Linked DNA regions of Homo sapiens: all the other regions are linked to region 2. The links are chromatin loops, found by intact Hi-C in ENCODE. Cell type or tissue: endothelial cell of umbilical vein. All regions are shown on one strand.

Evidence for each region. Hi-C counts contacts between places; a loop is a spot of excess contacts. Peaks named below come from ENCODE experiments on the same cell type or tissue, not always from the same donor. Only the 100,000 strongest peaks of a DNase experiment are listed, where the experiment ranks them.
Region 1: a loop joins it to region 2, with 17 times the contacts of the local background. A loop is called at or near these places in 50 of 110 quality-filtered maps.
Region 3: a loop joins it to region 2, with 9 times the contacts of the local background. A loop is called at or near these places in 4 of 110 quality-filtered maps.

The regions. Positions count from the first base shown.
Region 1 is chr18:59,834,132-59,842,131 of GRCh38, reverse strand. No RefSeq gene overlaps it. Among named protein-coding and RNA genes, the nearest start is that of PMAIP1, 62 kb to the left of the region's middle. In endothelial cell of umbilical vein, a CTCF peak has its summit at 4,428 (motif pointing left); a DNase peak (open chromatin) is centred at 4,411; H3K27me3 peaks cover 829 bases.
Region 2 is chr18:60,545,848-60,553,847 of GRCh38, reverse strand. No RefSeq gene overlaps it. Among named protein-coding and RNA genes, the nearest start is that of MC4R, 180 kb to the right of the region's middle. RefSeq lists an enhancer at 353-852. In endothelial cell of umbilical vein, a CTCF peak has its summit at 4,283; a DNase peak (open chromatin) is centred at 4,307.
Region 3 is chr18:59,303,903-59,311,902 of GRCh38, reverse strand. All of the region lies in intron 2 of CPLX4 (complexin 4), which reads left to right. Among named protein-coding and RNA genes, the nearest start is that of CPLX4, 11 kb to the left of the region's middle. RefSeq lists silencers at 1-146, 2,943-3,002, 3,043-3,092, 3,143-3,212. In endothelial cell of umbilical vein, a CTCF peak has its summit at 3,256 (motif pointing left); a DNase peak (open chromatin) is centred at 3,212; H3K27me3 peaks cover 1,150 bases.

The DNA.
Region 1 (8,000 bases), 710 kb after region 2:
TCTCTACAAAAAGCACAAAAGGCGGGGTGCAGTGGCTCACGCCCGTATTCCCAGCACTTTGAGAGGCCAAGGCGGGTGGATCATGAGGTCAGGAGTTTAAGACCAGCCTGGCATGGTGAAACCCCGTCCCTACTAAAAATACAAAAATTAGCTGGGCACGGTGGCACGTGCCTGTAATCCCAGCTACTCGGGAGGCTGAGGCAGGAGAATCGCTTGAGCCCAGGAGGCGGAGGTTACAGTGAGCCAAAATTGCGCCACTGCACTCCAGCCTGGGGGACAGAGCGAGACTCCATCTCAAAAAAAAAAAAAAAAAAAAAAGAAAGAAAAAAATACAAAAAGAAAATTAGCCAAGTGAGGTGGCCCACATGTGTAGTTCCAGCTACTTGGGAGGCTGAGGCAGGAGAATGGCTGGAGCCCAGGAGATGGAGGCTGCAGTGAGCTGTAATCGTGCTTCTGCACTCCAGCCTGGGCTATAGAGTAAGACCCTGTGTCAAAAAAAAAAAAAAAAAAAATCCCCAAAATCCCAAATTGCTCCAGCTTGGCCATTGGGAGCTTTTCAGCTGATTCCTGCGTCCCTCTGGCACAACCCTGTCATTGCAGTATTTTTGGTTAGTTTTTTCCTTTAAGTGTGTCCTTACTTTTTGGCACTACAAGATGCTCTAGGCTCTTTGTGTATGTTTTCTTTTTTGGGGGCGGGGGAGGGGGACAGAGTCACCATACCTGGCTAATTCTTTGTATTTTTCAGTAGAGACGGGGTTTCGTCATGTTGGCCAGGCGGGTCTCAAACTCCTGGCCTCAAGTGATCTGCCCACCTCGGTCTCCCAACGTGCTGGGATTACAGGCGTGAGCCACCGCACCTGGCCCCTTCATGTGTATTTTCTGCCCTGGCCCTAGAGTCAGCCAGTTCTTCAAGGACCTCTGTTTCCTTTTACTGGGGTACACTAGACAGAAACCAAGATCGGGGTGCTAGGTGTGCCTATTGCTCCTGGAATGTCATTACTTCTGGGCCATCTCCCCTGAAAAAGCAAAGAAACATATGTGTGTACGTGAACCTGAGCACACACACCCATCTTTAAGAATTTCTACGTGGAATCACTGTGTGTATATAAGCTAAACATGAGTTCACAGCATCTCCAACTCCAATCCAGGACCACACGGATCATTCTAGCCTCTCCTTGTTCATATGTAACCTCCTCCTCCAACAGGGTGGAACCTGGTTCCCACTATCTGCCATCTACTTACTTAACTGCTTGTTTATTTAAAAAAAAAAATTAAAATGTTAGTACCATCACTGCCGTGATTCTCTCTGATGCCCTAATTGTCCCAAATCTGGCCAGTGGGATCCCTTTCAACCTTTTCCTCTCCCACATCTCCATCAGTCTTCAACCACAGCTCACTGTTTTCTGGCATAAGCAGATATTCTAGAAATCAGCCATATCCTCAAAGATGCCTAATTTCTTTTTTCCCCTAATTCCTTTTAATAGGGAAGTTGTTGTGTTTAGAGAGTGAGAGCTAGGTGCCTAGTTTGCTAATTGCCACTGGGTTATTATTGCGTCTAGGCCATTTTAGTGGACAGAGCTCATTATATCTATATAATACATTTTTACTGATACTTCCAATCATACCCAAATCCAACACTGGGGGCAGAATTATGAAGTGTTTGAGAAAATCCATAGAGAAATGATGGACAGTTGTCTCATGGGATGGAGAATAGTTTATAGGAATACATTTTGTTTTTCCTTTTCCCCCCCTTTCCTTCCTTTTTTATTCTTTCATGAACTTCAGGCTCAGAATTGAGTTAATCCTTCTTTTCATTCATAGTTCGTTATCAGCACAAGGTATGCAATGCACGTTTGTTTATTTTTCTCCTTCATACCACACAGCCACTCAAGTGATTTTTTTATTACATAAATCAGATCATGCCACTCCTTCACTCTCAACCCTCCCACGCTTCCCATCACACTTGGAGCAAAACCCCAAATTCCTGCCATGGTCAACAAGACCTTGCAGAACCTTGCTCCTAGTTACCCTCCAACGTTTTCCTTCTCTCTCTCTCTCTCCTCTCCAGCCACTCTGGCCTCATTGTTCTTCAACTTACCAGAGATATTCCAGCCCTAAGGCCTGTACATGGAATATGCTTCCTCTGTCTCCAGGTAGCTCCCTCCCTTCTGCAACCAGACCTCTGTTCACATTCCCCCTACCCTACCCAAAGTAGCTCTCTCCATTGCCCTCTCTGCTCTTCTGTGTTTGATTCTTCTTCCTGGCCCTTGTCACTCCCCACCTTGTATTGGTCAACTGTTTTATTGTCTATATTCCACACGAGAATGTTAAGCAACACAATGGCAAGACTTAGATTTATTCCATTTATTCCCTGCTGTTTTCCCAGCCCCTAGAACCTGTGGCTGGTGCATAGAACAGGCTTCATCACTGCATGTGGAGCAAGTTCCCACTCGCATTCTCCTCTCCCCAGTTTAGCACCAATTCAAATAAGGTATGTTCTTATATATAAGCTTATAAAATGCTTAGTACTGTATTTATGATGTCAATGTAGATTTGTTTGGGAGGGCAGTTATCAGTTTGGGAAAATCTCATCCCTGCTTAGTTGTGGTTTAAGTGCCACTCACTAAGAAGTGAAGGTGGGAGTTGGGCTCCACCTCTGCTGGGTTAATAATTAAGAAGTTTGTTTTGTCGGAAGAGAGGGAAAGAAAGCAGGAGAGTGTGACTAGAGGTGTTGGGGGACTTAGTGTCAAAGAGAATTTTTTTGGCTGGGCATGGTGACTCACACCTGTAATCCCAGCACTTAGCAGGCCTAGGTGGGAGGATCACTTAAGGCCGGGAGTTGGAGGCCCACCTGGGGAACATAGAGAGACCCCTGTCTCCACAAGAAAAAAAAAAAATTAAGAGTGTTTTTTTCTTTATTGGATGTGTTCATCTGATCCAAGTCTCTGGAAAGGAAGCTAGGGGAAACACTTTTTATTCAGTGCCTTTTGGGAGGAGGAATGAAGGAGGCAGTGTATCCATCCTCAGGTAGACAGGAGATGCAGTCAAGACATCTTAATGGAGAAAGGGCTCTGCTGAACACAGTAGCTTAGCAGCCTTGTAAGGACACACCTACTAGTTTAAAAAACTGGAATCTACTTTTTTATTTTTTTCAAGATAGGGTCTGGATCTGTTGCCCAGGCTGGAGTGCAGTGGCGCCATCTTGGCTCGCTGCAACCTCCACCTTTCTGCTTCAGGCAAGTCTCCAGACTCAGCCTCCTGAGTAGCTGGGATTACAGGCACCCATCACCATGTCCTGCTAAGTTTTGTATTTTTTTATTTTATTTTATTATTATTATACTTTAAGTTTTAGGGTACATGTGCACAATGTGCAGGTTAGTTACGTATGTATACATGTGCCATGTTGGTGTGCTGCACCCATTAAGTCGTCATTTAGCATTAGGTATATCTCCTAATGCTATCCCTCCCCTCTCCCCCCACCCCACAACAGTCCCCGGAGTGTGATGTTCCCCTTCCTGTGTCCATGTGTTCTCGTTGTTCAATTCCCACCTATGAGTGGGAACATGCGGTGTTTGGTTTTTTGTCCTTGCAATAGTTTGCTGAGAAGTTTTGTATTTTTTGTAGAGATGGAGTTTTGCCATGTTGGCCATGCTGGTCTCAAACCCCTGGGCTCAAGCATTCTGCCTGCCTTGCTCTCCCAAAGTGCTGGCATGAGCCATTGCACCCGGCCTACATTTTCTTATTATAGTAGATTGTCTTTTTACACTGAGTTTCTGTCTCTTAGGTGGCAAATTGCGATTAACTAAAATATTACTTTGGACTTGATGTAGAAACAATATGCTATCTGCAACGTACTTAATTTTTTTTTTTTTTTTTTTTTTTTTTGAGATGGAGTCTCACTCTGTGGGCCAGGCTGGAGTGCAATGGCACAATCTCGGCTCACTGCAATCTCCACCTCCTGGATTCAAGCAATTCTCCCGCCTCAGCCTCCCAACTAGCTGGGATTACAGGTGCCCACCACCACGCCCGGCTAATTTTTGTATTTTTAGGAGAGACGGGGTTTCACTATGTTGGCCAGGATGGTCTCGAACTCCTGACCTCAAGTGATCCTCCCACCTCAGCCTCCGAAAGCTCTGGGATTAACAGGCATGACCCATCGTGTCCTACCTGTTTTGAGAAATTTTTGAGGTTATTAGAACATCTCTAAAGATTACCCAGATACTATAAATCTAGACAGAGATATTCCTGCTTATCATTCTAAACCACATCTCAAAGCAGGACAACCATAGTAATGTGCTAATTGTGATCCGTGGGCTCTAACGCTCGTCCTCCATTAGGCCTGTTGTCCCAGCCTGATTATTAACAGCGCCTCCCTGTTAATTGAGTGGCTCAATTTAGGATTATGTTTCTGCAGCCTCATCGCCCTCTAGTGGCAAAATAGTGTCAGTAGCCAAAGTGGAGAAAAGGCTTTTGTGCAATACACCTAGGAACCGAAAAGTACCCCCTTCATAGTATAAAACTAGAGCTGCAAAAGAGATATCCAGTCTCCTAAGCACCTGGCGGACATGATGAGATCACTCAACTCATCGGAACAAAACAAGATGGGACCCTCACAAATAGTGAGGTTTTTTCGATTGGTTTTTGTTTTTATTTTTACTTATTGGCATAATTTAAAATATTATCAAAACCAGGCCTGGCGCTGTGGCTCACGCCTGTAATCCCAGCACTTTGGGAGGCCGAGGCGGGCGGATCACGAGGTCAGGAGTTCAAGACCAGCCTGGCCAACATGGTAAAACCCCGTCTCTACTAAAAATACCAAAAAATAGCCAGGCGTGGTGGCGGGCGCCTGTAGTCCCAGCAACTTTGGAGGCTGAGACCTGAGAACGTCGTGAACCCGGGAGGCGGAGCTTGCAGTGAGCCAAGATGGCGCCACTGCACTCCAGCCTAGGCGACAGAGTGAGACTCCGTCTCAAAAAAAAAAAAATTAATAAAAATAAATAAAATAAAAATTACCTAAACCCAAGAGAGTCATATTAAAAATGAGCACACAAGCATGATTACTGGTAGAACAAAGAGGAATAACTTTTCAGGAGGACACTTTGCCATTCGGTTTCAAAAGGTGATATGTTAGTACTGTTGACGGCGTAATCCCACCATTGGGAGTTTATGTGAAGAATGTGTTTATCAAGAAACAAAACATATAAGTAGGAGAGTATTCAGAGTTTAAAGGATAAGAATTTGAAAACAACCAATGTTCCCAAATAAAGAACTGATTAAATAAATACGGCTCATCCATACAATGGAATATTACAGAGCTATATTAATTGACCATTAATAAATTGTTGAGTAAAAATAGAAGATAATGGAATTGTATGAATATTATAATTCCACTTACACAAATGAGGGTCTGTGTGTGCTTATGTAGATATGTATATATGTATACACACACAGGAAGACATTTGAAAGAATGGACGTTAGAATGTTCACAGTGGCTACCCCTAGATGATTGAATCACAAGTAATTTTTATCTTCTTTTCATATTTTTTGAATAAATAATTATTCCTTTTATTTTATTTTAGAGAATCTTGCTCTGTTGCCTGGGCTGGAGTGTAGTGGCACAATTTCGGCTCACTGCAAGCTCTACCTCCCGGGTCCAAGCAATTCTCCTGCCTCAGCCTCCTAACTAGCTGGGATTACAGATGCATGCCACCACGACCGGCTAATTTTTGTATTTTTAGTAGCGACGTGTTGGCCAGGCTGGTCTCGAACTCCTGACCTCTAGTGATCCGCCCGCCTCGGCGTCCTAGAGTGCTGGGATTACAGGCGTGAGCCACCATGTCCGGCCCCCAGCTGTATTTTATTTACAATCTAAATCTGCAGCTAGTGAAAAAGAACCTAAAGAGGTAGTGAGAAGGGTCTGTGTGTCAGAGATCTCTAGGGACGCTTCAAAAATAACTCACTATTTAGGGACAAGCTGTGCCCTGACTTGAGGCCCACTGCCTGTCACAGTTTCAACCTTCAGATCTTTGGAGCCAAAAAGCACCTTACAAATCATCATTCATTTGTAACATGAGTTACTGAACACCCTTGGAATTCCCTTGTGCTAAGAACTGAGGATACAGAAGGAAATAAAACTAACAGGACCCAATCCCTGTGGAGCTGACGGCCTTGAGGAGAGTGGAGATAGCAAATAGGTGTCAGGTGTCACCCCTTCCCCGCATTCTGCTCCCTGAAGCCCGTGCCCATGGAAGGCAGATCACTGTGCATCTCTCTGCATGGTACTTCCAAGCAGCTACTACTAGCAATCTGAGTGGCATAAATAAGGCTAATCCAATCCACCCTACATTTTACAGCTCAAGAAATTGAAAGCAAAAACATAAGTGATTACCGCTCTAAGGAATGTGTTAAGAGGTGAACTAGATAAAATAGTCTAGGATAAGGCTATGTTTTCAGACGGTTTTCTGTATAACTGTGGGTTATTTTCAAGATCCCTCTTACCTCTGGTTTTGGACCTAAGATACAATTTTTTAAAATAAAGAATGAGATCATTTCACAAGGATTCTATAGTAAACTCAAGTTTGCAGCCTCTGAAATGATATTCCCTGGAAGAGACTTGATAACAAAATAGAATAGAGGTAAAGTATTAAAACAAACAAACAAACAAAAACCTCAATGCCCTTTCAAAAGAGAGCAAAATGATTTTACTCAAATTGGCTGCATTTGACCTGTGAAATTACTAATATGGTATCTTCTTTTTCATTTTAATAAAATTTTATTTTATTTTAAATCAGGTTTAACATTTACATTCAATAACATATTTAATAAACTTCACTTTTTAATGTGTACAGCTCCGTGAATTTTGACAAATAGTCATATAGGTGTCACCAGAATCAAGGTATCAGATATGGAAATATTCAATATTGCCACCACTCCAAAAAAGTTTCCTCATGTCCCCTTTCAGCACCAGGATACAACATTTTGGCGGTGAACTGAAATTCCAGTTAAACTGTCCCACCTGGTAAACCCAGCGTTGCATCTGGGAAAATGCCATATGCCAAAACGAAATGAGAACAAGCCAACCAGCTTGTTTTTGCCTCCTCTATCCCCCACCCAAATCCCTGTTGATCTTCTCAAGTGTCTCATTGGTCTAAATGATTTGAGCAGGTTACTATTGTTCCTTTTGCTTTGCAAATTTACTTTTAATTTAAATGAAGATTAGATTGAGTTACAATGAGATTGTAAAAGATATTCTAATTCTAAAACAATACAACATTATTGACTAAGGGAGAAAAAAATAACAGCTTGTTCCTAAATTACATCAGGATGCTAGATTTTGCTTAATTCTTGATGTGAAAAGACAGGCAGGGAGACTAGTGCTGGGTTGGGGAGGGGGGTGACAGGCAGTGCCAGCCAGACACCCACTGCCTTTCCAAGAATTCTGGGTACCGGTGATGCCCCCAGAAACTCCAAGAAAATATCATATTGAATCAAACTGAATATGGGAAGACACAAACGTATTTTAACAAATACCATCACCCGGTGTAACATTTCCACTGCAGTCACATGGGTGAAGATGCAAATTTTTCTGAAATTTTCATTTCTTTAATGATTGTTCATTTTAGAATGCTGTCATTAGTTGCCAGGGTTCTTTGTAACACTAAATACTGTTCTCTTTCACTTTTATGAAAAGACCAATTTGATCTTTCATTTGAGGATGATGAAGTTTGAGATGCTTTGTGGTAACTATTCAAAACAGTCTCTCACTGTTCTGACTCTGTGTGTCTGGTGACTAGTGAGCACAGATTGGGGGGCGGGAGCTGCTGGTCTAGACCACCTGCATCTTTTATTTAAATTAACAGGCCACCTAGAAGTGGTTCATCCTGACTGATCAAGGATAATCACTTAAATCAAGTGATTTAAGTGAAAATCAAGATAGTTAATATTACCTGAGTCCTTTTATGGACTTTTCTAAAATGCAAAACGTCACAATGCAAACAAAC
Region 2 (8,000 bases):
AAATTTCAGTTGATCCATATAGCTTTCATTTTTCTACTCATTGTTATAGGATCACTAGGGTGTCAATTTTTCTAGCTGGAAACCTCTGTGGCCACAGTGCCTTTGCCTGAGTTCTTGTCCTGTGTCCAGGAAGAATGACGTACACAGACAAGTGAAGGGTGAAGAAGAAGAGTTTTATTTAGTCTTAGAATGGCTCAGAGGAGTGGGTAGCTCCTCTCTGTAGGCAGGTTCTCCTCTTGAGTGTTCAGCTCTCAGCAGGGAGGAGGCCCTGGAGAGGGTGGCTCCTCTCTACAGGCAAGTAATTCAGATGTCGCTGCAGGTCTCTGAAGCTCTCCACTGCAGCTGCTGCTGTCAGCAGAGAGGGTACTATTCTCTGCAGCTGCACATTCCATCTCCTCCAGCTATCAGGGGAGAGGGTACTCCAACAGTCTCTCTATCCTCTGCTCTCCTTATCCTCTGGCCATCCTCTGCCCTGCTCTGGCTGAGCCCAGGGCCTTTATGCACCTCAGAAGGGAGGAAGTGTGTGCAGATTGATCCATGGGCAGCCATAAGTGGGTCCAGAAGAGGTACCATGAGTTCCCACTCCAGTCCTTGGGACTGGAAGCCCAGCCCCAGTCTTCAGGCCCTCCCTGGCCTAAGGGTGGGGCCGTACTGGGGACTCTGCCCCCTTCTGCCCAGGACTCTGTCTGCCACCTGTTGCCATTCATGGCCCCGGGGCTTAGCCCCAACCCCACTCCGAAATCGGAGAGGATGCTGGGAGTGGAGAGAGGCCAGATAGTAGGATCCGATATGTAAGCCTGCAGGGACAGCAAGGGCCTTACTGGGGTGCCCGAAGGTGCAGGCTGCAGAGATGCCAGGGTCCTGCACCGGGGAGGACAGCCGCAGCTCCACCCAGGAGCTCCTACCCGGCCACCTTGGAAGATGCAGGGCTCCCACTTGTCCCCAGCTCCTGCCTGCTTCCTGGAGCAAGAGGCCCAGGTCTGCAGCTGAGGATGCCATGGCTGCAGCTGCACCCAGGAAGGCAGATCCTGCCTGTTCCCAGCTCCCCCAAGAGCACAGGGAGGCTCAGATCCACAGCTGTAATTTGGGCGGCTGTGGCCCCACCCAGGAAGGCAGGGCTCCTGCTTGCTGCATAGAGAAGGAAGCCTGGGTCTGCAGCTGCAGTTTGGGCAGCTGCATTGGCAGGGGAGCTCCTGTCCCAACTCAGAAGGGGCAGGGCTCCCAATGGCTCCATGGAGTGTGCAGCCCCAGCCGCGCTTTCCTGTTGCAGCTGTCATGATGGCAGCAGCCACTGCCATTGTCATCATCATTCACTCTTTTCTTAAAATACTTGAATTACTTAAATAGCTCCCTTAATAGACACATATGCATATCTTTCATTTCTGGGTCTATTTCTATTGACCTGTTTTTCTTTCAGCTTTGGGTTGTGTGTGTGTGTGTGTATATATATATAGAGAGAGAGAGAATATAATATATACAATATATATTTTAAAAATATTTATTTATATATTTTTTATTTATTTATATTTATTTATTTTATTTATTTATTTTTTTGAGACGGAGTCTTGCTCTTTCACCCTGGCTGGAGTGCAGTGGTGTGATCTCAGCTCACTGCAACCTCCGCCTCCCGGGTTCAAGCGATTCTCCTGCCTCAGCCTCCTGAGTAGCTGGGACTACAGGCGTGCCACCACACCCAGCTAATTTTTGTATTTTTAGTAGAGATGGGGTGTCACCATGTTGGTCAGGCTGGTCTTGAACTCCTGACCTTGTGATCTACCCACCTGGGCCTCCCAAAGTGCTGGTATTACAGGCATGAGCCACCACGCCCGGCCTGAGTTATATTTTTCTGTTTCCTAGGATGTCCAGTAATAATTGGATCCAAGATGTTCTGAATATTACATTTTTGTTTTCTTTACGGAATGTCTGGTTTTGTTTTTTTGGATCATTAATCTACTTGTGTATTAGTTTGATGCCTTTGGGATCTGTTTTTAAAGCTTTGGTAGGGCAGGTTTAGAGTAGCCATCGTTCTAAATATAATCAACACTATAACTAAATACTAAATGATCACTATGTATTCTCCACTTCAGCTGGTGGGACCTCAAATATTTCTCTACCCTGTGTGAGTTCTTTGTCTATCCTGGTGCAGTTTCAAGTTACGTATGTATGGCCTACTACTCCCAGAGAATTTATGCAGATTTCTTTATTTTTTTTTTCTGCTGAGCACCTCACTCTATCGTGAGACTCCTTGTCAAGATTTCTAGCTACCTCAGCTTCCCCAAACACTAATTTCCTTCTCTTTTATTTAGTGAAGTTTCTGAGCAATGTTTAAGTGCTTTCTTCCTATGTCTGCAATTCAGATCACCTCTAAGCAGGAAACCAAGCAAACCATAGGCTCACATTGCTTCCATTTTCTCCACAGTAATAGTCTGCACTTGCTTTTGTTAAATATGTATGTGGTTTCACATATTGTATCTTTACTTTTATTAATTTATATGTACAAGGTAAATAAAATATTTGATAATCTTTCATGGACAAAAGAATAAGTATTCAGGGTTAGATTTATACTTTAAAAAATTTTGAGAGTCATGTTATATTAGATTCCAATGGGAGAAATCTGATACTTTCACTTTCAGAGTATTTAATTAGTTCAACTCTTCAAAAAGCAGTAAATGAGACCGGGTGCCATGGCTCACGCCTGTAATCCCAGCACTTTGGGAGGCCAATGTGGGCACATCACAAGGTCAGGAGTTCAAGACCAGCTTGACCCATATGGTGAAACCCTGTGTCTACTAAAAATACAAAAATTAGCTGGGCATAGTGGCATGCACCTGTAGTCCCAGCTACTCTGGAGGTTGACACAGGAGAATCACTTGAACCTGGGAGTCGGAGGTTACAGTGAGCCGAGATCACACCACTGCACTCCAGCCTTGGAGACAGAGTGAGAGACTCCATGTCAAAAAAAAAAAAAAAAAAAAAAGGCAGTAAATGTTGGCATTTGTTTTTTTCTTTCCTTTTTAAAATCTATATGTCTCCAAAGAATTATTAAATGTTAAATCCAATGGTAAAATATTAAAAATAACAACCATTTATAATCTTAAGTTTTCCTCATATCGGTGTCCACTGCTTCCTGGCTTTTATCCTGTGGAGCAGAGAATAACAAAAATTATACTGAAATAATTCCACACTAATAGTCCTGATGTAACACTGAGTATTTCTATCTCCTCATCTCAGAATTGTCTTCTAACAGCATCCAATCTAAAGTGCCTACTCCCAACTATCCTAACCCCATCATTCTCTGTCATGCCACTATGTTTGAACTCCTCAGGACACTCAAAAGTATTGGAAAGTACAAAATCAATTTCATTCTTGATCTGTTGATTGTCTGGACACCCCCCTCTCACCTCCCCATGAGAGCTATGATGTTCTAAGCTTATTCACTTCTGTGGCTCCAGTTCCCAGAGAAGCAGTGATATATATTAAGCACTTAATAATAATAATCTGGAGTGAATCCATTATCTCTTTTTGTTTTCCTAAATTCATTTACGCCTCTGAACTGCTTCTGTAAGAATTGAAGGTTTTGCTATGAAAACAATGTCTCTAAAGCTGAGAAAAAAGTCTCACATCTAATGGAAACTGTTGATACATATAGATTCGGCCACAATGAAAATTCACCAAGTTCGGAACTAACTGAATTGGTTTTGCTTAACATGTCTCTTAATCACACATCAAAATCCTTTAAAATCAAAATATTTGAAGTACATTTGTTGTTAAAAAAATGGAGTCTGTCAAATGAAACAGCTATGTCACTTTTACTAGGAGAAATCATCCAGAAAAGAATGGTATTTCTAAATAGATTAAGATATTAAGTAATGAGTACTAATAGCAGCTGGCAACTGGAGAGTGACTTGGTTTCAGAGAGAAAGATTTTAATATCAGAGGAACCTTTCTGAAAATCTAGTTCCATTAGTTCTAAGCACATGACAAACTTTAGAGATTACATTTTTAAAGAAGAGAACTCCAATTGTTTTTGTAATTCAAATGCAGTTTTGGAAATATCTAAATAATATTTAAATGTAATGTATACACCTTAAAATTTTTCCAGGACCCTATTTATGACATTCATTTTCTTAGGAGACCAGAAAATATATTTATTTTAAAAGTATTACATATTCAGATTTACATAATTTAGATTAAAAGATTATATAACTACTTTTTTATTTTGAGAACAGTCATAAATCTAAGAACAATTTTGCCTTCTTCGTTTCAAATGCTGGAATTCTGCACAGAGAATGAGCCATAGAGGGCGCTATTGTATTTACAATCCTGTGTAAGAAGCTTACAGATGATGAAATTCAAGAAATTAACTCAGTAGAATCAGTTGCTTTCACTTTGTTTACTAGACTAGAAAAATCAAGTGTTTTTTGACAATTTGATATTCAAAACACTGTTTTTTCCTCTTACAGTGTATTTTAGGAAAATCAGATTATCACTTTTAAAGGGATTTTTTTTAACAGGATAGTGAAATAATAAAATTATTTTGTCATGAGAAAACCTGAAATCCACTTCCTTAGAAATTTTTAAGAATGAAATATGTTATTATTGCTACAGTCACCATGTTGTACAACAGGACTTTTGAATTTATTCCTCCCGTCTGAAATTTTGTACCCTTTGATCAACACATTCAAATCTCCCCTCTTTTTTTTTTTTTTTTTTTTTTTGAGACAGTCTCACTCTGTCTCCCAGGCTGAAGTGCAGTGGCGCGATCTCGGCTCACTGCAACCTCCGCCTCCCAGGTTCAAGCGATTCTCCTGCCTCAGCCTCCCGAGTAGCTGGGATTACAGGAGCATGTCACCACGCCCAGCTAATGTTTGTATTTTTAGTAGAGATGGGTTTCACCATGTTGGCCAGGATAGTCTTGATCTCTTGACCTCTTGATCTGCCTGCCTCGGCCTCCCGAAGTGCTCAGATTACAGGCGTGAGGCCTGCGCCCGGCACTCCCCTCTCTTTTTGAAGCCACTGATAACCACCATTCCATTATCTGCTTCTATGCCTTTTTAAGGTGAAAAATGATAGGCATGTGCAGTAACGCATATGTTAATTAGCTTGATTTAGCCATTTCACAATGTATTTATATTTTTAAACATGTTGTAAATAATATATATAATTTTTATTTGTCAACTAGAAAATAATAAAAACTGTATAAAAAACAAATTATTAACACAATCAGTAGGCGAGATTTATAAAGAGTTTGGTGATATACATTTTTCCATTCTGGGGATGGCATGTATTGGCCTCAATTTGTTCATAATACTCATTTTTTGATGCAGATATTTGAAATCTAGTGTCCTCCTTTGAATGAGATGAGTGTTCTTAACTCTGTTCCTTCTCAAGTCAAAATTCTACCAAACTATTAATATTCAGCACAAATTCCCAATCGCTCCCAGTCATCTGGTACCTATAAACTACAGCTTCTCTCTTGCTCCACTGAAATCAATCATTTCTCTTTTATTTCTCCCACAGAGCATGTTCTATCATCCTCTACAGTTATTTGTGAGGATGTGTCAACCTCTTGCCAGACACCTGAGAGCTACACTCATGTAGGCTAAGTCCAAAAGCCCCAGAACCCAGACCAGTTTTTCTTTATCTCAGGCTTAGGTAAAATCCCTTCCCTTGGGAGACCGAGGCCGGCGGATCACGAGGTCAGGAGATCAAGACTATCCTGGCCAACATGGTGAAACCCCGTCTCTACTGAAAATACAAAAATTAGCTGGGCGTGGTGGCACTTGCCTGTAGTCCCAGCTACTCGGGAGGCTGAGGCAGGAGAATCGCTTGAACCAGGGAGTCAGAGGGTGCAGTGAGCCGAGATCACGCCATTGAGCCACTGCACTCCAGCCTGGCGACAGAGTGAGACTCCGTCTAAAAAATGGAAAAAAAAAAAAAATCCCTTCCCAATCAAAGGCACAAGCCCAGGAGGAAATAGACACACTTAGTAAAGTGGAACAGGAACAGAATTCGTACATTTCTGTTTTTGGCACCCCTTACTCTTCCTCTGTGATCACACCTGGTGACAGTCTCTTCTCTCATCAGGTAAGTGGCCTCGTACCCTGGAAATTTACCTGGGAAGGTCCTCTTTAAGTAAGACAAATATTTCACCTTTTATTTAAACACTTTGAGAATGAAAGGGACACTATTAAAAACTATGACAGGCATAAACCAGAACTGTCCTGGACATGCAAGATGTATGGTCATCCCATTTAATGTAAAACTATAAATCTTAAATATAGCCTTATTAGCCTTTACAAATAGTAACTCAGAATCAATCCTTGGAAGAGGAAGCCTTAAGAGTCAGACAGAAATGAGTTAGAACTCATTTCTACTACTCATGGCCTGTGAAATAATTTAAAACTTTCCTAGAGCAGTTATCTCATCTCCAAAATGTGGACTGTATCATCCTCCTGAGAATAAACTCCAAGGTCATTGTGAACACTAAACTTGTTCATTTAAGTGAAAGTAACTGGTACATAGTATACGTGTGATAAAACTTAGTGCCATTTCCTGTTACTCTTTTTCATGCCACATTTTCTGTTCCCAAGTAACTAGATTTTTCTTACGCATTGTTGTTCATTTTTACAGTTTTTGGGAAATAGCATAGTATCTATCAGCACTCAAAATGTATACAATTACTATAGTTATTTCTATTCTACAGATTTTTTATTCTTGGATTCCATGAGAGATTGTTGTTGCTCCTGCCTGGTTTTTATAGTTCAAACTGGGCTTACGCATTCTTTCTGTTTCTTTGTACTCTAAAGAATATTTGCAGTTAAAAATATCTAGGGACATAATGCCTTTCCACTGTGCAAAATCTATAGGGCATCTGTTACAAATGTTTCTAGTGGCAAGAAATGAGAAACACCTCCTCATCCAGCAAGTGAAATTGGTTACATAATTAGTGGTAGCTCAATTATCATTTAATATTACATAATTTTTAAAAAGGAATCATTTAAAAATACACCATGTACATCACTCTCGTTAATATTAGCGATATGAAAGACAAAAAAAAAGTTGTACTCTAAGCATTTCGAGTAAGAGATATCTTTGAAAACAGAAAGGAAATACAAAAGAAAATAAGTGCTTTTTTTTTTTCCTTTCTGAGACAAAGTCTCGCTCTGTGGTACAGGCTGGAGTGCAGTGGCATGATCTCGCCTCACTGCAACCTCTGCTTCCTGGGTTCAAGTGATTCTTGTGCCTCAGCCTCCCGAGTAGCTAGGATTACAGGCGCCCACTACTACACCCAGGCAATTTTTGTATTTTAGTAAAGACGGGGTTTCACCATGTTGGCCAGACTGGTCTCTAACTCCTGACCTCAGGTGATCCGCCCTCCTTGGCCTCCCAAAGTGCTGGGATTACAGGTGTGAGCCCACACGCCAGACTGAAAATGAGTGCATTTTAATGAAAATAGAAGAAATTGTTTATTTAGAAATCAAACAGCAAATTCCAAGGAGGTGAAATTATAGAGAGAATACTCTTTTTATAGATTTCAATATTGGTTAAACTACAAAAACAACATAACCTACATGTATAATTTTAGAAATTAAGGAAAAGTCCACATGTGAAAATTATAACATTTTATTTATAAAATTTAATTTTGATAACAAAATGTTATAAACCAAGCATTATCTGATTTTTATATTTTTAAATATTTTTACTTAAGTGCATGTACGTTGAATTGTAAAATAAATGAAAAAAAATGGCTACTTACCTTCTCTTTGTTTATTGAAATGTTGCCATTTAAAGTTAAATTTATGTATTCTAAAGATTATTGTATATTTAATCTTAAACAATGTATTTGTATTATTTGAAATTCCGCAGTTTTTTTCTGGATATTTTCTATCACATATTTCCATTAATTAAATATACTTAACACTTTATGATTCTAATGAAAATTATAAATCCATTTTTTGGCATAAGACAAAAAAACTGCTTGTCTCATTCAAACTAAG
Region 3 (8,000 bases), 1.2 Mb after region 2:
CAGCACTGGCTGAGGGTGACTGCTGTAGGCTGTGGTCGAGTGAGTCGTTGGTCTCCTGGTGGGAAGGGAATGCGTTGACATGTTGTGGAACACGTCTTGGAGGTACTATTCCAGGGCTTGCATCCAGTAGTGACAGAGGGCCCATCACTTTGCTACTCTGACTCATACCACCTGACTCCACCTTCACTACCTGTCTACCTGACTAAATGACTCCACCTTCACCTTCTGAGCTGGTTATTCAATTTCATATTCCAAAGATGCGCCATCCCTTAAAGAACATCTTCCATCTGGAGAAGCCAAAGTAAAAGATCCCTCCAAAGGGCATGATCCCAAGTATGAGAGCCATCTCCAAGTCTGGGTGGTCTAGAAAGTGCTGCTAAACCAATTCCTTCCATGGATCCCCAGCAGATCCCAGAAAAAGCTGATTTTAGAAACTACAAGCACTAGACAAGGGAGAAGCCACTGTCTATGCAAGGTCACTGATGAAATCACCAAAGACTTAAACATGGTAGAGGTTGATCCCTAAGGTGCCCAAGGAACCTGGGTTCTGTTCTTAATAAGGGAAGGAAAACCCACAATAAAATGTAAGCTCATTTCATTCACAACCAATGAACTTGGAAAAGAATGCCTTGCTTTTCCTACCCCCAGCCCCGTTCAGGTTTAATAACTTTTCCTCACTGTGCTTGCATTTTGGAAGAGTGAAGCACTTCTAAACACTGTCCTTTCCACTTTCATTGTCTGGTGAATTTCCTGAAACTCCCTGGATGTCATTGGCTCACTTTAGCAATGTGGTCTCGCCCTAGGCAGGAAGATTGAGTCGGATTCATGCTACTGCGCTGAAGCCCCTGGCCTCTGCTCTTGGGCCATCTGATTAAAGCATCATCAACTTGTTGGGATGAAGCAGAAATTTCACACACACACACACACACACACACACACACACACACACACACACGATTGGCTGGGTGTGCATCGTCCAGAATGTAGGGCTTTTTACAGATTTATTTTTGGCAACTGTTATTCTTCTGTAGGGATCTAGGGAGAATTGGGGTTCCGTTGTAGCTCTGTGATGCAATATCACATGGTTTTTAAAAATATCTGAGTCTCTTAATTTATGCAGCAGCAATAGAAAAAAAAATCTGAGCCTCAGTATCCTCATCTATAAAATGAGGGCTGAAGTACCTAACTTCATAGGATCTTTGTCTGAGATAATGTAATATAAAGGACCTAGTACAACGCCTGACAATAGAGCTCTTATTATTGACATTATGATCTCTGGGCACAAAAGTCTTATTTCCTGATAATAACAACCAGGGGTCTTGAGGACCGCCAGTCCTTAGGTGTGTAATCAATGCAACAATGGAGGTTCCTGAGCCTCAAGGCCCCAAGCCTTTTATCTGTTTCTCCACTAATGGTAAATCAGCAGTCTTGCTGACTTCCAGATCTTCAGGGGTGAACACCCTTAGGCTTAGCAGTAAGGTTTAAGTACTCTTCCAAGAAAAATAATTCTTAAATCTCTGTGCCAGGGTATCTTTTGAAACAAGAGCCTTTCCAACAGAAACTATGGAAAGAGGAAAAAATGATAGCCATGAAATGCACAAATCCAGGTCCTCTCTGGAGAATGATTGTGGCTATACCTGCATAGGCTACTGCTCTCTAAAGCCAGCTAGGGGGAGGGACCGACATGAAGGATGTTGATAAATAACAGTAGAGCCCACCAGTGTCTTTCATTGCATGGCTTACTGATGTTCATATAGCCCCTTTTCTACAGCTGTTTCAAATGCATAATGCATTTGAGACCCCACCTGATTTTCTCATAGACCATGAAAGAGACCATAAAGCTCATCTAATAATCTCATACCACTGCGTCATTTTACACCTGAGATAACTGCAGCCCAGGAGGGTTAAGTAGCTTTGCAATAAGCCACATCTCCTGTGACAGACTTAGGACTGGAACTCAGGCCCCACAACCATGAAAAAGAGCAGCTTGTTCACAAAAGGACTTCAACAGGGCTCCTCCTTTCAAGGCATTTGTTCTTTCTACTCTTTTTTTCTTTTTCTTTTTTTTTTTTTTTTTTTTGACACAGAGTCTCACTCTGTCACCCAGGCTGGAGTGCAGTGGCATGATCTCCCCTCACTGCAAGCTCTGCCTCCTGGGTTCACCCCATTCTCCTGCCTCAGTCTCCCGAGTAGCTGGGACTACAGGCGCCCACCACCACTCCTGGCTAATTTTTTGTATTTTTAGTAGACACGGGGTTTCACCGTGTTAACCAGGATGGTCTCGATCTCCTGACCTTGTGATCCGCCCACCTCGGCCTCCCTAAGTGCTGGGATTATAGGCGTGAGCCACTGCGCCCGGCCTCTTTCTACTCTTAATATTTTGAGCTGTTCCCCAAAATTTTAGGGCAGTTTTGAATTCCACGTGGCTTAAAAAAATGGGAGCATATTATTTCTCCTGTGTTGTCTAACGGTTTGACCCTAGATCTGCAAGTAGCTGTCTAAATTCCAAATACAATCCAAACAAACAGATAAGAATTTCACTTGAGAACATTGTACACACCATCATTCATTGCAGTTTACTTCCAGGTGGGGACCCCCTCCTCCAAGGGCGTTTTTATATTTGGTTGCATTTGTAACAATGGATTCTACACACAATGTTTCAAAACCGTGCCTATGGTATGGAAGATACTACAAATACCAATAATACAATTGCCTGCTTTTTGTAAAGCACATGGAAATTCTAATCCCGTGTAGCTAGCTATAAAAATAGCACCTAATAAAACTATATGATAAGAAAAATCGGCTACTCTGGGCAGACTGCCCTGCTCTGCAAGGAGCAGTTTAAAAACTAAAATTTAAAAGTTTAAAAAATCAGCTGGATCGTATTCCACTTAGTCCAGTTATCACCAGCTGTGGCTAACTTCCCCTACCCCAGTGCAACACTTTGCGCTTGCAAACCAGCCCCACCCTTGGGCGCCTCCTCTGCCTCCCGCGCTGTCACTTGTCGCACGTTACCCTCCCGCCCGCGTCCCCGCACTGACGAGGCTCTGGGTACAGGGACCCTTCGATGGCCCATGTGGCGAAAAAGAGGCTGCGGGGGACAGACACGTTTCCCAGGCTAACGTCTGCCCAGGCTATGCAGAACAGCCGCTCCCGTCCAAGCCAGATCCTGGCTGGAGCAAGGAGGGCGCAGCGGTCGCCAGCGCGGGCCCCGAATCCTCGACGCCGGCGCCCCCTGGTGTTCCTAGCGCCGCGGCCACTGGCACCCGCGGGAGGCGGAACCCGGGCTGCGGGTGGTGGCAGGACCAGGGAGGGGCAGAAACCAATTTCTAGAGGTGACTTAAAAAAAAAAAAAAAAAAAGTCTTGATAGGTCATTGGATGGGATGGGGGGGAAAACAAAACAACAACAAAGAAAGAAAGAAAAGGAAAAAAAAAAAGCCTTACTATTTTGTTATTAAGGACCAGATCGTGCGTTTTCTATCCTCCCATGGCATAACGGGAGAGGGAGCTCGCAAACAGCCGAGTTTCCGCTGTCTCCGCAGTGACCAGGCTGCAGAGAGATTCTGAAACGACAGCAATCGAGGGCGGGCTGAAGGAATTGGAATCTTCGGCCTTGAGAGATGACTGAATAAATGAAGCTTATGGGGGGCAGAATCATGCCCCAGGCCTCCAGTGCCATGCTTTTTATTCTAATACTGAATTCAGCCAACTTACCCAGTGGCTTAGCTGCTGGTTGTTATTGAACTGTAGGTACCTAAAGTCTGTCTCTGATTACGCAGAGGAAACTCCGTAATGGAACCTTTAGAAAGCCATCCTTAGAGAGAGGCCGGACGCGGTGGCTCACGCCTGTAATCCCAGCACATTGAGAGGCCGAGGCGGGCGGATCACCTGAGGTCAAGAGTTCAAAACCAGCCTGGCCAACATGGTGAAACCCCGTCTCTACTACAAATACAAAAAAAAAAAAATTAGCCGGGCAAAAAAAATTAGCCGGCCATGGTGGCGGACCCCTGTAATCCCAGCTACCCAGGAGGCTAAGGCAGGGGAATTGCTGGAACCCGGGATGCAGAGGCTGCAGTGAGCCGAGATTGGGCCACTGCACTCCAGCCTGGGCGACAGAGCAAGACTCCATTTCAAAAAAAAAAAAAAAATCAGAAAAACACAGTGGGGATGCGAGGTGTAGGGTTTTGTCTCCTAGATGCTTCATTAAGGAGCAAGGAGACCCTGGAAGGCCAGACAGTGCCCATCTGGGTCACTAAGAGATGTGATTGACAAGCCCAAGGCATGGTGCTCTGTCCAAAGAACTGGAGGGAAGGAGAGGAGAGGCAGGCCTGCCAGTGCTGGCTCTTACTGAGGCCAGGGGAGGGCTGACCGAGGGCTGAACCAAAGGAACTGCTGTATTCGGAGGGAAACAGAGCAACAGATTCCCAAGTCCTTATAAGTCCCCTCTTTGGGGCTTGGCTTCCAAGGTCATCTGAGGAACATGCCAACCATCACTTCCCTCCAACCTTCTAAGTTCTTTTCCTAGAACAGGTTCAGGTTCCTGGATGACCACAGTACTTTGGCTCCTCGACACCAGTGTCTGAGTGCTGTTTCTCTTTTCAATAGACTTATTTTTTTACATCCGGAAAAGCACATACCATATGTGTGCACTCAATACATAACCATAAGGATCATGTAAATGTAGGGACGTTCCGAAGGTCACAAAGCTTGCTGTGACAAATGGAGACTCAAGCCTCCTTACTCTTCATCCAGGACTTTTTCGTGCCCCCTTCTCCTCATATCCCTCTAAACTGGGCATCAGATTCCTGGTGGTAGACTTTAGAACTGAACAGACTGTCTGACAAAGAAAACGGCACAAGACAGAAAGCAGGGGTCACTGGGACTCTAGTGGGTTCCTAATAACCGTCCCCTCCCTGCCAGGTTTGCAGAATACTTAACCTGTGCCATCTTCTAAAGCCCATATTGGGTAAGCATTCATAGTAATAGTATTAACAGCCCACAGGGAATTGGACGAATTTAACATGTCCTCCAGCTAATGAGGGATGACCCCCTGGGTGCCTCATTCACAATTCCCCAGGGTCACCACCACAGCGGTTACATAACAGCAGGATTCAGTTCTAGACCCTTCCCCTGACCAAGGCCCGACGGGGAGCAGATTTGAGAAAATGTCTTCCCGGGAGCTGTCAGGTCTAATGAGGATAACTATGTCACATTTTGGAATTAGAACTGTATTTTCTAAAGAAATTATTTGGCTGGTGTTTCCTCTGAAAAAGAGTTTCACTCTATTGCTGACAGGGAAAAGCAAATGTAGACTCTTTGAAAAGGAGCAACATAAGCCATAGCCCTCTAGATAAACAATAAAAGGTCTTGGGTCTCAAGTTTATTAATTGTTAGTGACAATACTATTTGCTATACCAATGTCTTTTGGTGACCATTGTTAATTTTGGTAATCAGATAAGTAATTAAATAAGGGCAGTAATCAAATTGCAGTAATCTGCAGTAAGTATGTATATGTATATGTATCTATACCAGTCATTATAATGTTCGTGTACACATATCCAGATTATGTCGATTTCCTCTAGTTGTCAAATTATAGGTCATCAGAGGACTTAAAATGCCTAAAGTCATCCATGATGCTCACGTTAGATTTGGATCGCACACCACTAATTATTCCACATCCTGTATCTTCAGTTTCTCCTTCTTGATTGGCCTCTCCTTAATAAAGGAGGTCAAATCTCTCCCATCTAAAACAAGGAAACAGTACTTTCTGAGTAAACATGGCTTTTTAGGTGTCTTCCCTTAAATGACTAGTTCTCACTGCTCTGCTGAAACCTTCTTCTTCCAGATGTTCAGGGTCTGTCTAAATACAGTAAGTGGTTCCCTTAATTTCTCTTGGGGCCTCTTTGTTTCTTCTAGCACTGGTGATCTCTTCTTCCTTAAAGCCCTCTCTCTCCTCAGCTTGCAGACATCACCCTCTGGTTCCTGTTCTCGTACTGCTTCTTCTTTATGAGTTATCTTTCTCTGTCTGCCTGCAAATTGTGGGATATTCCGGGGTGCCCCCTTGGCTGGCTCTTCTTCTCACTCGAGCCTGCACATTGTCCTCGAGGGCTGCACCTTGCCATTGCTTTTTGCTACCACCTACATGTTGATGATTCTCAAATCTATACCTCCAGACCACATCTCCCGAAATTTCATAACTGCAGCCACCTTTCCTTGGACACTTCACAGGTAGAACCAGCTCATATCCAAAACTCACTTGCTCATTCTCCCCATAAACCTGCTCCTCCTATAGGCTCCACTTCCATGGGTGGCTCTCCCGACAAGCCCATCATCTCCCAGGCTGGCTACCAGATGTCACCATTGCCTCTTCCCTCCCTGCTCCAGCTGCACGTCCAGTAAATCGCCAAGTCATCTTAATTCAGAGTTCTCAATTCACCATAGCTTTTCTACTTGGAGTCTTGTCCCCCTCCATACTGAGGTTTCTAAAATGCAAATCTGATCCTGTTTCTTTCCTGTTTTTTGTTTGTTTGTTTGTTTGTTTGTTTAAAGCCACTATGTCTTTTAGAATAAAATCCGAACTCCTTGTCCTGTATGCCATGATATGGCTCCTGTCTCTCCAGCCTCACCTCTTGCTACTACTCCCTGCCTGGACTAGCACTTCCTCCTGCTTCGTTCCCTGCTCCCTGTGGCCTTTGCTTTCTGTAAGACTCTGGTCAGTGCCACTTCTTCCAGGGCCTTCCATGATCTCCCTCCCTCTACCTAGTTCTGGATTGGGTCATCCTCCTCCATGTCCCCATATATCTTGAGTCCATGTCTCCTACATCATCTTATGACCCTAAATATCTGCACCTACTGTGTGCTCCTTTTAAAAAGGGACCGACTTTTAAATCTCTGTGCTCAGTGCCTAGCAAGGTGCCTGAGATATAGAAAATTGCACACACACACACACACACACACACACACACACACACACACACTGATTGTTGAGTAAATGGATGTTATTGGGGAAAAAGAAAAGAAAGAAAAATGCCCGGCCGGGCGCAGTGGCTCACCCCTGTAATCCCAGCACTTTGGGAAGCCGAGGTGGGCAGATCACGAGGTCAGGAGATCGAGACGATCCTGGCCAACATGGTGAAACCCCGTCTCTACTAAAAATACAAAAATTAGCTGGGCATGGTGGCGCATGCCTGTAATCCCAGCTACTCGGGAGGCTGAGGCAGGAGAATCGCTTGAACCAGAGAGTTGGAGGTTGCAGTGAGCCGAGATTGTGCCACTGCACTCCAGCCTGGCAGCAGAGTGAGACTCCATCTCAATAAAATAAAATAAAATAAAATGCCCAAAGAACAAAGTGTCAACACAACAGAAAGAATTTACCTGCCATTAGAGTTACAGTAAAATACAATTTTATGAAAATAACTAGTCCAGATTGGATATTGTAGTTTTGTATAAAACACAAAGGTTTCCTTGTTTTATAATTAAAACACCATATTTCTTCAAGTAGAGGAAGCAATATGTTTTAAATAAAGCTACAAGATTCTTTCTAAAAGCAAATGTGTTCCTCTCCCTGGCCAATTTAAAATGTATATGTAAGTCAAGCTAAATTAATAAGAGAAAACAGTTCCACAATGAACCCTAATCCTATTAACAGAATTGTCAATCTAGGTTAGTCATTGAAAAATAATGTTGTGACCCCTGCTGAGCTATATGATTTAGTTACACCTGGTGTTTGTCTGCCGTATTAAGGGCACCATTCATTTCGAATAAAGATGCATATAGGAGAAACTTAACAGAGTTTTCTTTAAATGTGTCACATTGAAAGCTCCATTACAGTTGAATGTAAAATTTGCCTCTTAAAAAAAATAACAAAGATGATTGTGTGAACCTTCCTTTGCCAGACCCCTTCAGATTAGGAGCTCTTGGGGCTGCCCAGCAGGGTCTGAGACACCGAAACCTCCTGCTTTCTGAGCAGCTGTTTCTGGTGGCCAGGCGGTGGGAAGGC